Regions from separate parts of the Homo sapiens genome. Here region 2 is linked to region 1. A link is a contact called in ENCODE Hi-C data. All regions are on one chromosome and are shown on one strand. Each heading gives the region's core, a stretch centred on a gene start or an enhancer-like site at or near the end of the contact. The rest is flanking DNA. Distances are from core to core; before and after follow the strand shown.

Region 1 (7,432 bases), core at 2,015-4,514:
GGCGATTTGCTAATACATATTAGAACCCTCAAAGTATACTCTTTAAAGTACCAATTACTCTATTTGTACGATAATGAACAGTGCACAAAAGTACACACAAACATATTCATGGTGTTTTTAAGAGCAAAAAACCAGGAATAATCTAAATACTTAATGATGGAGGTTAGGTTAAGCAACTGAAGGTACTCTCTATGTGCTTACTCAAGCTTAAGGATAGTAATGACGAAAAGTAAAATAGCTATAATTTATTGAAGGCTTTCTATGGGCCAAGTATTGATCTTAGAGCTTTATGTTAATTTGCAGTGTATAATCTTTATTTAACATTCACAACAATCCTATCAAGACGATACCATTATTGTTGCCACTTTACACAAGAGAAAACAAAGTCACAGACAAGATAAGAAATTTGTCCAGGTCACACAGACACAGTCACTGACCAGCTGTGTGACTTGTACACATTTTTTTTTTTCTTTGAGACAGAGTTTGGCTCTTGTTGCCTAGGCTGGAGTGCAATGGCATGATCTTGGCTTACTGTAACCTCCACCTTCCGGGTTCCAATGATTCTCTTGCCTCGGCCTCCTGAGTAGGTGGGATTACAGGTGCTAGACACCATGCCCGGCTAATTTTTGTATTTTTAGTAGAGACAGGGTTCCACCATGCTGGTCTCAAACTCCTAACCTCAGGCGATCTGCCGGCCTCGACCTCCCAAAGTGCTGGGATTACAGGTGTGAGCCACTGTGGCCGGCTGACTTCTACAAATTTTGTATCCTCTCTGTGACTTTGTTTTTTCTTGTGTAATTCAAATCCAGCAGATGTCTCACTGAGCTTGCATTCTTAACTACTCTGTAAAACTGCCTTTTAATGCCTGCCCCTTAGGGTTAAGAAATAAATGTGATAATCTACACAATAAAGATGGATAGCGATGATGGCTGCACAGCAATGCGGAAGTACCTAAAATACCACTGAATTATACACTTAAAAAGTTAAAATGGTATATTTTATGTTATATATATTTTGCCACAATAAAAAAAGGTTAAAATGGTAACATAGATGGTAACATGCATACACAAACACACACACACAAATAAATGTGTACAGAAAATGATTTATTCGGGCTGGGTGCAGTGGCGCACATCTGTAATCCCAGCACTTTGGGAGGCTGAGGCGGGTGGATCACCTGAGGTCAGGAGTTTGAGACCAGCCTGGCCAACGTGGTGAAACCCCATCTCTAATAAAAGCACAAAAAAAAAAACTTAGCCGGGCGTGATGGCGGGAGCCTGTAATCCCAGCTACTTGGGAGGCTGAGGCAGGAGAATTGCTTCAACCTGGGAGGCAGAGGTTGCAGCGAGCCGAGATCCCGCCACTGCCTGGGCGACAAAGCGAGATTCAAAAAAAAAAAAAAAAAAGAGAACCACTAGACACGGGTGGGGAGGGTGGGTGGTCCTCCCTACAGAATCCACCACTCATGAGGGCGGACCAGCTCCTCCAAGAGAAAAGGACTTGGGCTCCATCCTGGCTGGAGATGGTCCCGGGTGAAGAACTCCAGTTAGTGGGGAAAATCCATCCACTGGGATCTGGGAGGGCAATGAGCTCACCTGGGGCCTCGCTTCCCGCTGCCCAGCAGCCATGTCCTCTTTCTGGCTCTCCCGGGAGGACGGCGCAGTCTCCAGAAGGCAGATCTGAGAAGAAAAAGGGAGCCAGGAAGAACCCCTTCTGCTTTCCAGCCCTGGAATCCGCAGCTCTAAAACCCCGACTCCCGCTGAGAAGGACCCCGCGCGCCCTCACAGGGATTCGGGAGGAGCCAGGAGCCCGCGGACCAGAGCAGCGCTGGGCCGCCCGGCCAGGCCCAGGCCCCACAGGCTTGGGGCTTACGGAGGGGACGCTGGAGCCGCAGTGGCAGCAGCGACCCGCTGAGCCCACCAGGGCCAGGGCTCGCCCCACGCCGCTGAGTTCCTCGGCGCCAGCTGGCACTGCCAGCACCCACTGCACCGCTCAGGAAACTGAGGCAGCGCCGGGGCACCTGCCCCGTTCACGCCGCTGCGAGGCGGGCCGGGACTCCCACCACGACGGCCCCGGGACGACTTCCCTCCGCCTCAAGCCTTTCCCAGCCGGTTCCTCTCTCTCCCGCCAACGAATCATCTCCCGACTCCACGGAAAACGGCTTTTTTTTTTTTGAGGCGGAGTCTCGCTCTGTTGGCCAGACTGGAGTGCAGTAGCGCAGTGGCAGGATCTCGGCTCACTGCAAGCTCTGCCTCCCGGGTTCAAGCCATTCTCCTGCCTCAGCCTCCCGAGTAGCTGGGACTACAGGCGCCCGGCTCATTTTTGTATTTTTAGTAGAGACGAGGTTTCACCGTGTTGCCCAGGCTGGTCTCGAACTCCTGATCTCAGGTGATCTGCCCGCCTTGGCATCCCAAAAATCTAGGATTACAGGCGTGAGCCACCACGCCCGACCCCATGTATCCCATTTCTAACACGATGTTTCTTTTTTGAGACGGAGTCTCGCTCTGTCGCTCAGGCTGGAGTGCAGGGCTTGATCTCGGCTCACTGCAAGCTCCGCCTCCTGGGTTCACGCCATTCTCCTGCCTCGGCCTCACAAGTAGCTGGGACTACAGGCGCCCGCCACTACGCCCGGCTAATTTTTTTTGTATTTTTAGTAGAGACGGGGTTTCACCGTGTTAGTCAGGATGGTCTCGATCTCCTGACCTCGTGATCCACCCGCTTCGGCCTCCCAAAGTGCTGGGATTACAGGCGTGAGCCACCGCGCCCGGCCAAACACCAGCTCTGAAGAGGAAAGCGCTGGGTGTCCCGAGGCGGGAGGGGTGGCCGTCCTGGGGACGGACTCGGAAACCGGGGCCCGGCTGCGTCCGCCCTGCCCTCGGGGTCCCGGTGCCCCGAGTCCGCGAGGCCCACATGGAGTGGGCAGGACGGGCCCGGGAGGAAACGCCAGGCCCGGCGTCCACGGCGAGCCGGACGCGGGTGCACCAGCAACGGCGAGGGAGCGCCCCGCGGGGGGGCGAGAGTCCAGATCCCGGCGCGGGGGCCGGTGACAGACGCGGGGGTGCCCGCCAGCGCCCACAAAGGCTTTCGGAGCCTCGGCAGCCGCAGGCAGTCCCCGTGCCGGGCGCCGCCTCCTACCGGCTTGGCCTGCCGCCGACGCTCACCTCCCTAAGCTCGAGCGTCCCGGGCCGCGCCTCCCCAGCCGCGAGGCTCCGGAACCGCCGGCCGGGATGCAGCCTCGCGACCCGGCTCCGCCCCGACGGCGTCTGGGCGACCTCAGGCCCGGCGCCGCTCACCCCGCGGCGCGCCGGGGACCAGGAGGGGCGGGGCAGCCGCTGAGGCCGCTGGGAAATGGAGTCCACGAGAGGACACCTGCATTCGGGGAAGTGTAGTTCCATGCGTTTGAGGCGGGGTCCCGGCTGAGCTGTTACGCGCCCACATGCCACAAGAGGGCCCCTGTGAGCTGGAGGGCCCCAGGTTCCTGGTTATAGGGAAGATAAGGGGAGGTTCGCTGAGGGCAGTAACTTGCAACTCTGTGTCTGTGGGAATTTCGGGAGGGAGGGCGTGGGCGGCAGGAAAACGGCCCAGAACAGACCTAGTGCCCCTCAGTTATTCACCAGAGGGGCACTGAGCACCTGCTGTGTGCCAAGCACGGTTGCAAGTGGTTTCACATGTATCAATCAATGAAAGAAACGTCACTGCCCTGGAGAACATTTTTTTGGGGGGTAGGGAGCAGACAATAAGCCATACACATAATTATATAACATTTTCGGGGATAAATGTGAGGAGAAACAGGGTATGTGGAGGGGTTTCGTCGCTGAGGTGAGAATGGACGAGGACTCCCAGGAAGTGCCTGAAGCAAAGGGGAGGGAGGTGCCAGCTACTGTGAAGCCAACGGATGTATGTATGTATATGTGTGTGTGTGTGTGTGTATATATATATATATTTTTTTTAAACTAAATCTTCTCAGTTACAAAAAGAACACCGGCTCCATTTAGAAAGTTTGGCGCTTCCCTACTTAAGAATATGCCTTGAACATTTGAATTTGTCAATAAATATTCTCCCTCAGTGGCATTTTTGATAGCTTCATTGCATTCCATTGCATTTATTTTTTTAAAAAAAACGTTTAATTGGCTGGGGGCGGTGGCTCATGTCTGTAATCCCAGCACTTTGGGAGGCCGAGGCGGGTTGATCACGACGTTAGTTCAAGACCAGCCTGGCCGAGATGGTGAAACCCCGTCTCTACTAAAAATACAAAAATTAGCTGGGCGTGGTAGCGGGCGCCTGTAGTCCCAGCAACTCAGGAGGCTGAGGCAGAGAATTGCTTGAACCGGGAGACGGAAGTTACAGTAAGCCAAGATTGCGCCACTGCACTCCAGCCTGGGCGACAGAGCGAGACTCCATCTCAAAAAAAAAAAAAAAAAGTAGTTGCCTCTGAGGAGGGTACTGGGAGCTGGAATAATACTTGCACTTGCTATTTAACACCTTGATATACTTTTCAACATTTTGCTTTACCATATGCATGTATGACATGAATGCTTTTAAGAGAGAAAACAATTTCCAGGCTTGCAAAATTGGCTGTATCATTAGCAATACTTCCAGCACCAACATACAGAAACCTTTGCTAACAGTGGCTTGCATCATGACATTTATTATTTGTTTAAAAAGCGATCTAGAGGTAGGCAGAAGGAACTGACCGCAGTTGGTTTGGTGGCTTGATGACATCAGCGAGGGCTCAGTGTCTTTCCGTCTGTCTGCTCTGCCACCCAAAGTTCTGGCTATGGTCTCCACTCAAGAGCCCAGCATAGCTGCTGCTCCAGGAACCAGTTTTCTCACAGCCACATCCAATATCAGGAAGGAAATTACAGAAACAAAAAGGACTAACTTCCACATGATGATCACCTTTTATTTTCTTTTCCAGAAGCCACCATCCCTTTTCCTCCTCCAACCCATTCAGCTCCTTTCCATCCTTCTCTTGCATTTCATTGGCCAGAATTAGGTCACTTCCTCACCTCTGAACCAATCACAGGGAATTTAGTTCACCTGAACTGAAGCAGCTCCATCATATCTCATCATCTGGAGCTGAGCGCATTGCTCACTGAACAAAATTGGTGTTCTTGACAAAGAAGAGGAGGGCAGTGACTGTTAGGCAGGCAGTAACAGGGTGTACCAGGCAGACTGACTGACCAATTAACTAACCAGCTACCATCCCTTATGAGGAGACAACTGCCAGCCTGTCTGTCAGAATCACAAAGCCTGGAATCTCTCACGACGAAAGGCTATACAATCCTGAGGCCTTGGTCCTATGTTAATTTAGTGTGGATTAATCTTTTGAGATAAGACCATTAGTCATGTGTTGGCATCTGCAAATTAACACTGGCTTCTGGGGAGAAACTCTTCAGGAAGAAAAAAATCACATCACTGCATTTTTCAAAGGTTCAACATCAAAAATTTATCAAGTGTAAAAACCCAGTCTGTTTGATACTGTTAAAATGATTAATATTATAAATAGCTGCTAGAAACAAGGCACATCTGACAACCTGAAGGACTGGAAGGAGAGGCAAACATTTTCCTTTCTGAATTAGGAAAAGCTAGTTTCATTATTTGCATTTTCCCTCATATCATTTTATGTCTCTGGCACATTTCCTAAATCAAAGACTTTCCTGGGGATTCTATTTATCAGACAGGTATTGGCTTGCTTTTCAGCAGCCCTATCATAGTTGATTTACTAATATATCCTATAGACTTTCTGCACAGTTTATACAGCTAAGGCCCATAGTGCCTCGTCATTCCCACCTATTTTAAGTGAAAGGCTTAATGCATAGATGGGATCTGACATATGAGTGCTGCTCACTAGTTCGCTGTCAGAGCAGGTCTGAATAATTAGCACCGGCAGCTCTTCTGTGCAGATATTAATATCTTATATCATAAATGTCAAGCATAGCACAAAGATGCAACCGGAAAACCTCCGAAAGCAAGGGAGCCCATAAATCATGGAGGTTTCACTCTATTTTTCTTCCATTTTACTATCAGAAAATAAACCCAGGTGGTGAGATTTAAAATCCTGCGCACCTCCTATTTATTACTTAGCACGGGGCCTTTCCTGAAGCTGGACCCTGGAGGAAGGGCTGAGGGGGAGGAGACATCTCAGCTGGGGAGGGATAATGATGGGGTGAGGGGAAGTGGAAAACAAAACCTCACAACAGCACTCCCAGACAGTTCTGTGCCCTTTACCCATGGCACCATGTTGCATGCATTTGGGACTTAGAGGCCGATACAGGCTATTGGAGAGGCTGCTTATAAAAAATCCTAACCCCCTGCCCTACTCAGTGAAGAAAATAATCTCTTTTATGGTTGCAAGTGTGAGAATGAATGTTGTAATGTAATGTTCATAAATTTTAATGAACTTGCTGAGGATGCCAGGCCCTAAACACCCCATTCAAATTAGGCCCTAGCTCTGCAGCCAGCAAGGCCACATGCAACCTTACCCCCAACAACAGGTATCACTCGTTGTTTTTTTTTTTTTTTTTTGAGACTCTGTCACCAGGGCTGGAGTGCAGTGGCGTGATCTCGGCTCATTGCAACCTCTGCCTCCTGGGTTCAAGCGATTCTCCTGCCTCAGCCTCCCGAGTAGCTGAGACTACAGGCACCCGCCATTATGCCCAGCTAATTTTTTGTATTTTTAGTAGAGACAGGGTTTCACCGTGTTGGCCGGGCTGCTCTTGAACTCCTGACCTCGTGATTCATCCACCTCGGCCTCCCAAAGTGCTGGGATTACAGGCATGAGCCACCGCGCCCGGCCATCTAACTGCAATTTAATTTAATTTAGAGATGAGGAAGTCTGTACTTCTGAAAAAAACAAAAGCAAAAAACTATTCTATCCTAAGAACTTTGGCACTTTGGCTATTAGAAGGTTCCCACTATATTTAGCTGAGGTCAGTTTCTCTGAAACTCCTTTTGATTCATCCTACTTGCCCTTCTAGGGACCCATGGGGGAAATTCTACCTTTTTTTTTTTTTTTTTTGAGACAGGATCTCACTCTGTCTCCCAGGCTGGAGTGCAGTGGTGCAATTAGGGCTCACTGCAGCCTCAACCTCCTAAGTTCAATCAATCCTCCCAACTCAGGCTCCTAAGGAACTGAGACTACAAGTGGGTGCCACCACACCTGGCTAATTTTTTTAAATTTTGGGTTTGAGGGTACATGTGAAGGTTTGTTACATAGATGAACATGTGCCACAGGGGTCTGTTGTACATATTATTACATCACCTAGTTATTAAGCTCAGTACCCAATAGTTATCTTTTCTGCTCCTCTCCCTCCTCCCACCCTTCTCCCTCCGATAGGCCTCAGTGTCTGTCGTTTCCTTCTTTGTGTGCATAAGTTCTGATAATGCAGCTCCCACTTATAAGTGAGAACATGCAGTATTTGATTTTCCT
Region 2 (7,432 bases), core at 1,410-3,909, 210 kb after region 1:
GTCAAAGGGTGTGTCAGGCTTCATATCAGAGGTTTCACTGCTTCTCTTCAGCTTGAATAGTTTTGTTTTTTAGTTGGCTGTGGAAGGGCACCTGTTAGGTACTCCTAACAGACTACAGCATCACCAGGACAAATGGGTCAGATAAATGAAGGTTTTATTACTGTTTTCAGTTCTGGAAGACTTGGGCCTTTGTATGTCAGTTCTTTGCCATCTGGGTGACAAGTAATAAGAGCACTTTTGAACCTTCCAACATCAACAGGAGAAGGACTCCTGGTTCCAAGGACATGGGACCTGAGCAAGGCACTTAACAGATGAGTGCCTCAGTTTTCTCATTTATTAATAGGGCAAACCTCAGTTTTTGGTTGCATTAGATAATGTAAAGTGCTTGTAAAAGTGCCCAACATGGCCAGGCGCAGTGGCTCATGCCTGTAATCCCAGCACTTTAGGGGGCCGATGCGGGCGGATCACCTGAAGTCAGGAGTTCAGCCTGACCAACCTGGGGAAACCCCATCTCTACTAAAAGTACAAAATTATCCAGGCGTGATGGCGCATGCATGTAGTCCCAGCTACAGGGGAGGCTGAGGCAGGAGAATTGCTTGAACCCGGGAGGCGGAGCTTGCGGTAAGCCGAGGTCATGCCATTGCACCCCAGCCCGGGCAACAAAAGTGAAACTGTGTCTCAAACAAAAAAACTCCCAACATGTAGTTAGTGCTCAATACATATTATCATTCTTAAATTCCTGAAAACAATAATATCCAAACTCCTGAGCATAGCACCCAAAACCCTTCAATATCTTAGAATCATTAGGCTCTCAAAGCAAATGCCTTGTGGAAAGGTTATATAATTGTGGGAGGCTACTTGTAATTGTGGACTGCTGTCATTGCCTCCTCATTGGTCTTCCTGTATCCCCTCTAGCCCCACCACTGTCTGCCTTCTTTGAAGCTGACCAGTGCGTCTATCAAAACGTGCCCAGCCATGTCACTCTTTCAAATCTAATCATTTCCAGGCACAGAAATAAATCCAAATTTCCTTCCTTCAAGGCCTGTAGTTACTCCTGCAACAGCATCTCGCAGTCTTCCTTGTTCAGTAGGCCCTCGCCAGTCATACTGACCTTGCCAAGCCTGGAGTTCACCAAGCACACTTCTCTCTGGTCAGCATTTCTGTTCCCTCCCTTTAGAAGGCACTTTACCCATACAGTCACATCGTTTCTTCCCTCACTGTATTCAAATCTCTGCTCAGGTGTTACCTCCTCAAAGAGAACTTCCAAAACTGCTGCTTGAAATAATTCCCCGCCCCATCACACCCTAACCCCTAACAGTAGTGTTATCACTACCAGATAAATACTTTCTACTTGTCTGACCCCTCCTCTAGTACAATTAAAACTCCATGAGTGCAGGGTTTTCACAGCTATTTCTCCAGCCCCTGGACTCGGGGTTCTTACTCTCTGGAGCCCAGTTTGAGTGACCTGGAGTCACGAGGGAGGCGAGAGAGAAGGGTTACCAGCGATACTCACACAACATCCTCCCCCTCTGGTGCTTTGCCGGGTCCCTGGGAACTGCTACAGGGGCTGCACAGCGGCTGACCCTGGCCTTGTCAAGCACTTGACACATAAGTGCTCCAAAGTGTCTATGGAATGAAATCTTCAATAAAACTCCAAACAGAATGCTGTAGTCACTGACACTGCTTCCTAAAACGTGGCCAACAATTCCGTATGTGACAAACAGGTCACATTCTTGATTTTTTTTAACGACCAACAAAGTTAAAACCCTCTCATCTTTCCTTCCTGAGCTCCATGCAAATTACCTATTCAAAAGCAACTAAGTATCTCCAGTTGGATATTCTTAGGCATCATCTCATCCTTGCCAGTCTCTGCAAAATATGGTCGACAAAAATAAATACCACCTTCTTAAATACCACCCAGCTGTCCAAGATGGAGACTTCCTGGCATCCAGGCGCCTTCCTCTCCCTCGTCCCCACCTCTGAGAAGTTCCCAAGCACGAAGTGTTCTGCGTCCCGAACATTCCAGGGGCCGCCAGCCACCATGGGCTCTGTCCTGAGGTGCCAAGCAGGACATCCCTGCCCGACATCCTTGTCCTCCCGCACCGCACACGCGTTAGTGGCTGTGGCGTCGCCACCCCAGCACACGCTGGCCCGCCCGCAGTGCCAGGCTGGAAGTGTCGGGCGCTTGCCAGGCCAAGGGGCAATTCTGTTGCCTTCCAGGCCTTTTCGGCGCGGTCCCAGTCAGGAACGCGCCCTGTCGCCTCCCACTCCGTCTTCCGGACCCTCCCGATCCTCTCTCGTCAGCGATCGGGCGTCGCTCCCCTGGACTAACCTCCCTTGCCCCATCTTCAGCTTTTCGCTGATCTGCATCTTCCTGCGCCTTAGTGCAAGGCAGAGACCTGGTTCTAAAGCGAACGGAACGGAACCGATTCTGTAAGTTGCAATGAGCGCGCTGAGGTCGGCGTGGAGGGGTCTCTGGGAAAGGTAGTTTCCGCGCCTAAAGCGCCGGGGCCGGGCCCTGTTCCCGCAGGCGCAAGGCAGCACTGTCTCCGCCGATTGTCCCTCTGGGAAGTGGAGTCTGGCCGGCGGAACTGCAGCAGCCCTGAGACTTGTGGGAATTCGGCCCAAGGGTTCCCAGGGCAACGCGCAAGCGCAGTTCGGCTCCCGGCTGCAGACTCCAGCTCATTGTGTTCTGACTGCGATGTGGCGCTTGCGATCTCTCGCCGCCGGCAGAGGCTCCTCGAAGAGCGACACGGGGCTGACCAGGCACGGTGGTCAAAGCCGCAGAGGGAGAGCGGGAGCGGTCGTGAGGTCGTCTGGGGAGAAGGGCGGAGGCAAAGCCGAGGAGGTGCGGGTTGTGGTCCATTCTGGAGGACGCTGATCGAATGCCCCAAACTTCCCGGAATGTATGTCTGAGATTTGATCCCAGAGAGGGAGGACGGCCAGGGGTGGTCATCCTGGGCTGAGGGTCGAGTCTGTGAGTGCCTGTGGAGGAGATGGAGCCAGGGCCTCTGGCATGTGTCTTGGAGCGGACTCCGAGAAGCCCAGGGTTTCCTCTCAGGTGATAGATACACGCCTGGCGTGGTTCCGAGTCCTGCGCCAGGAACTCGCCAAGGCCGGAGGCAGCCGCTGCGCAGCCCCTGCCACAGCCCCCGAGGGACCTGGCGAAGCGGCAGGGGCGGGACGGGGCTGTGTGTGATTAGGGTTCCTAACCCTTCCCTCTCCCCTCCCGCCCAGCTCACACAAACGCCGCTTCTGCCCACCCGTGACTCCAGGCCACCCAGACTGGGCCCCAGAGAGTGAGAACACTGAGGCCAGAGAAGGGTTTGCCTGAGAGGCTTCGACAGTGAAGAGCCTTCTTAGCCTCCTTTCTGAGGAGGAAGAAGACCACCCTCCTTTTCCTCTTCTCCTGTCACTGCCAGATAAGGCAGCTGTTCCAAAGCCGCAGAGGGAGAGCGGAGCGGTCTTCCAATCCAGTCGAACCCAGACACTGCCCTCCGTTGCCTCTCCCCAGCGCTCCCACCTTTTCGGGTACATCCTGGTGGGTTCTGGAGCTGAATAACTTGTTAAAGAGATAATTCTCGGCCGAGTGCGGCGGCTCACGCCTGTAATCCCAGTACTTTGGGAGGCCGAGGCGAGCCGATCACCTGAGGTCCGGAGTTCGAGACCAGTCCGACCAACATGGTGAAATCCCGGTCTCTACTAAAAATATAAAAAATTAGCCGGGCGTGGTGGCGGGTGCGTGTAATCCCAGCTACTCCGGAGACTGGGGCGGGAGAATCGCTTGAACCCGGAAGGCGGAGGTTGCAGTGAGCCAAGATCGTGCCACTGCACTCCAGCCTAGGTGACAGAGCGAGACTCTGTCTCAAACAAACAAACAAAAAAAGAATTCTCTTGAGATCGCTCAGTGAGGCTGAAGGGAAAGACCAGAGGGTGGGTGGAAGGCATGAGAACTGGACCTGGAGCAGGCTTTCTGCAGGGAAAAGTCAATGTATAGTACCCTCAGAAGGAGGAGAGAGAATGGGGAGCAAACAGGAACCAAAACACTCACTGCTTGGGGTACTGGAGGCCTCCCAGGATGTGAATGCTCACTGCCTCGCTCTGGACTGCTGTATGAGAGCTTTTGACCCAGTTCTCTCCTAATAGCAGGTGTGTGGACCCTTCTAGCCTGAGGAGTCCTGCAGGTGTGAAGCTCCACACCTGCCTCCATAGCACTTTGCCTGTCCCTAAGAGGGCTCATCGGAGAAGAAAGAATGGCTGTCAGCCACCTGCCAACCATGGTCCAGGTGAGTGGGGGTTTCTTCCCCCTAAATTGCTTTCTGGATTTGAAGAGTGTGGCATGTTTGCTTCCTCAGACCGGGAGCTTTATTCCCAATCCAGTCCCACCCAGACACTGACCTCAGTTGCCTCTCCCCAACCAACACCCTCCAACCCCGCCCCATATCCGGCTCATCCTGGTGGGTGTTGCAGCTGTATAACTTGCTAAAGGTCACATAAATGTCACAGCTGGGACTGGAACCCAGGTCCCTGTGAAATCAAAACCTGTACTCTTTTCACTAGCAAGTAAGATTAGGGATCTGAAGTGGTAAAAGCATGTATTAGTCCCTTTTTACATTGCTCTAAATAAATATCTGAGGCTGGGGAATTGATAAGAAGTTTAATTGGCCCACGGTTCTGTAGGCTGTACAGGAAGCATGGTGTCAGCATCCACTTCTGATGAGGACTTTAAAAGCTTCCAATCATGGCAGAAGGTGAAGGGGGAGCAGGTGTATCACACGGTGAGAAAGGGAGCAAGAGAGAGAAGTGGGAGGTCCTAGACTCTTAAACAACTGGATCTCACGTGAACCAACTGAGCGAGAATTCACTCATCACCAAGAGGATGGCACTAAGCCATTCACGAGGGATCTACCCCCATGATCCAACACCTCCCACCAGGCCCCCCCTCCAACATTGGAGGTCACATTTCAACAGGAGAGTTGGAAGGGACATACATCCAAACTATATCAGGGCAGTATCTCACACAGAGCTCAAAGAAGGGCATTGTAGGAACACTTTTCTGGGGAGGTGTGATTTACTAGACTCTTTTTCTTTTATGACATTTGGTTTTTTTACCAATGAAATTATTCAAAAGACTATTCTGCCAAAAAGTCCTATAAATTCCTAAAACGCTTTGAGCAGTCCTAGCATCTTTAGAATAAGAATATGGGCCAGACGCGGTGGCTCACGCCTGTAATCCCAGCACTTTGGGAGGCCAAGGCCAGCGGATCACGAGGTCAGGAGATCGAGACCATCCTGGCTAACACAGTGAAACCCCGTCTCTACTAAAATTACAAAAAAAATTAGCTGGGCGTGGTGGTGGGCGCCTGTAGTCCCAGCTACTCGGGAGGCTGAGGCAGGAGAATGGCGTGAACCCAGGAGGCGGAGCTTGCAGTGAGCCAAGATTGTGCCAGTGCACTCCAGCCTGAGTGACAGAGCGAGACTCCATCTCAAAAATAAAAAATAAAAAAGAATATGGACTGTGCTTTGAAGGAGACAGCATTCATTTGGGCATATACATTCTGATACATTTGGTTAAATTGTTCTAATTCCTTCACATTTAAACCTCCCCAAGGACTGGGATGTGTGGCAGGAATCACTGGAAAGGATGACCAGCTAGGTGGGAGCGCCATGTTCAACATAGCACAGCTCACCGGCTGTTCCCCTCCTCCTCTTGGCTTCTGACTTGTCACTTAGGACCCTTCTCATGCACCACTTTTTCTGCAAAACCTGTCCGCACCCACAGTGCCAGTCTACTGTGATATTTTCCTTCCTTAACCTTTTCCTCAAAGTCACTGTCGGTGTCATACAATTTATCTTGTGTTTATAGGCTGCCTTGATTTGGTTGCCATTCAGCAGACATATGTTAGGGCTGTAAAATGTGCCAGGAATTATGATCTGGGCTACAAATACAAAGTGAACGATAAATGGGCCCTGACAAATTGGTTCATGGCTTCCATCCAAGTGTTTCTTGACTGCCTGTCATGGGCCAAGTCTCTGGGTGCAGGTAACGGAAACCTAATTCAGACTGCCTCAGGCAGAAGCAGGCACTGACTGGAAAGATATGGAGGTGTTCCCCCAAATGCAAAGGCAAAGACACAGCTAGATGTTGACTGTGGAAGTGGGATCTACAATAACCTGAGAGTCCTTTCTCTTGGACCTTTGGTTCCTTCTCTGGGCTTCTGCTTACCTCTTTTTTCTCAGTGAACACCAGCTCCCTTAACTTCTCAGCCAACTGGGAAGACAAGAGCTGTGATAGCTACTGGATTTTACATGCTAGGTTAGGTTTCGGCTACACCTGTGTGTCAGGACAGAGAGACTTTCCTCTGTGACCCCCTCTCAGAGTTTCTAAGAAAGGGACTAGTTCTAATCAGAAGGAACAAGTTTCCTATTGTGCAGAATGACTGGTTCCATGGGACCCATGTGTGTGTATGCACATGTGCACACGTGTGCATGTGTGTGTGTGTGTTGAGGGTGTGTGTCACAGGGTGTGTGTGGGGGTATTTGTGGGGGGGTGTGTGTGTTCGGGTGTGTGTGCGCGCTTGCATGTGTGCGTGTGTGTCGTGTGTGTGTTGAGGGTCTGGGGGATGTGTAGGGCTGTGTCTTTGTATGTGAGTTTGTGTGTATGTGTCTGTGTGTTTGTGTGTGTGTCTCTGTGTGTGTATTTGTATGTTGGGGTATGGGTATGGGTATGTGTTGTGTGTATGTGCATGCGCACTTGTGTGGTACGTGTCTGTCTGTGTATGTTTGTGTGTGTTTGTATGTGGGTGTATGGATATGGGTTGTGTGTGTGTGTCTCTGTGTCTGTGTGTGAGTTTATGTGTGTTTGTGAGGGGTACGGATATGGGTGTGTGTATGCTTGTGTGTGTATGTGAATGTGGGGGGGGTGTGTCGTGTGTGTGTATGTGGAGGGATATGGGTGTGTATGCTTGTGTCTGTGCATCTCTGTGTGGGGGGTGTGGGTATGGGTCTGTGTTTGTATATAGGTGTATGTGTGTGTCTGTGTGCTTGTGTATGTGTCTCTGTGTGTAGGGGGTGTGGATATGGGTGTGTGTTTTGTGTGTGTGTGTATGTGGAAGGGTATGGGTATGTATGCTTGTGTGTGTGTGTCTCTGTGTGTGGGGGGGTGTGGGTATGGGTGTGTGTGTGTGTTGAGGATGGGGAGGTACACACTGAAGAAAAGCAGGAGTTGCTGAGCAGCCACAGATAGGTGTCGAGTACATGGGCCGTGTTCCAGATGCAGGGAAGGCCAAGAGATGTAGAGACAGACAGTCCACATCTTGGAGTTAACAGTCCAGCGGGGGAGACTGAAGGTAAACCAAACATCACAATAAAATGGGACAGTGTCTTGATGGGCCCTCATAGGCAACTGTAGGAGCCATCAGGGAAGGCTGCG

Evidence for each region. A loop is a pair of places that touch in the nucleus more often than their neighbours do. Pooled maps may share reads with other maps.
Region 2: a map of heart right ventricle shows a loop between it and region 1 (5-fold over the local background). The contact joins the promoter of ZNF454 here to the promoter of ZNF354A in region 1. A Hi-C loop is called at or near these places in 9 of 168 maps with a recorded cell type or tissue (Right ventricle myocardium inferior, dorsolateral prefrontal cortex, esophagus muscularis mucosa and 4 more) and 22 of 50 pooled maps.

The regions. Positions count from the first base shown.
Region 1 is chr5:178,727,395-178,734,826 of GRCh38, forward strand. ZNF354A (zinc finger protein 354A) reads right to left here and starts at 3,265. Exons shown (of 5, transcript NM_005649.3): 1 at 3,162-3,265; 2 at 1,596-1,679. The coding sequence starts at 1,628. RefSeq lists silencers at 2,805-3,034, 3,105-3,444.
Region 2 is chr5:178,938,539-178,945,970 of GRCh38, forward strand. It overlaps ZNF454 (zinc finger protein 454), which reads left to right and starts at 2,660. Exons shown (of 5, transcript NM_001178089.3): 1 at 2,660-2,906; 2 at 4,147-4,286. The coding sequence starts at 4,254. It overlaps ZNF454-DT (ZNF454 divergent transcript), which reads right to left and starts at 2,477. Exons shown (of 1, transcript NR_186409.1): 1 at 138-2,477.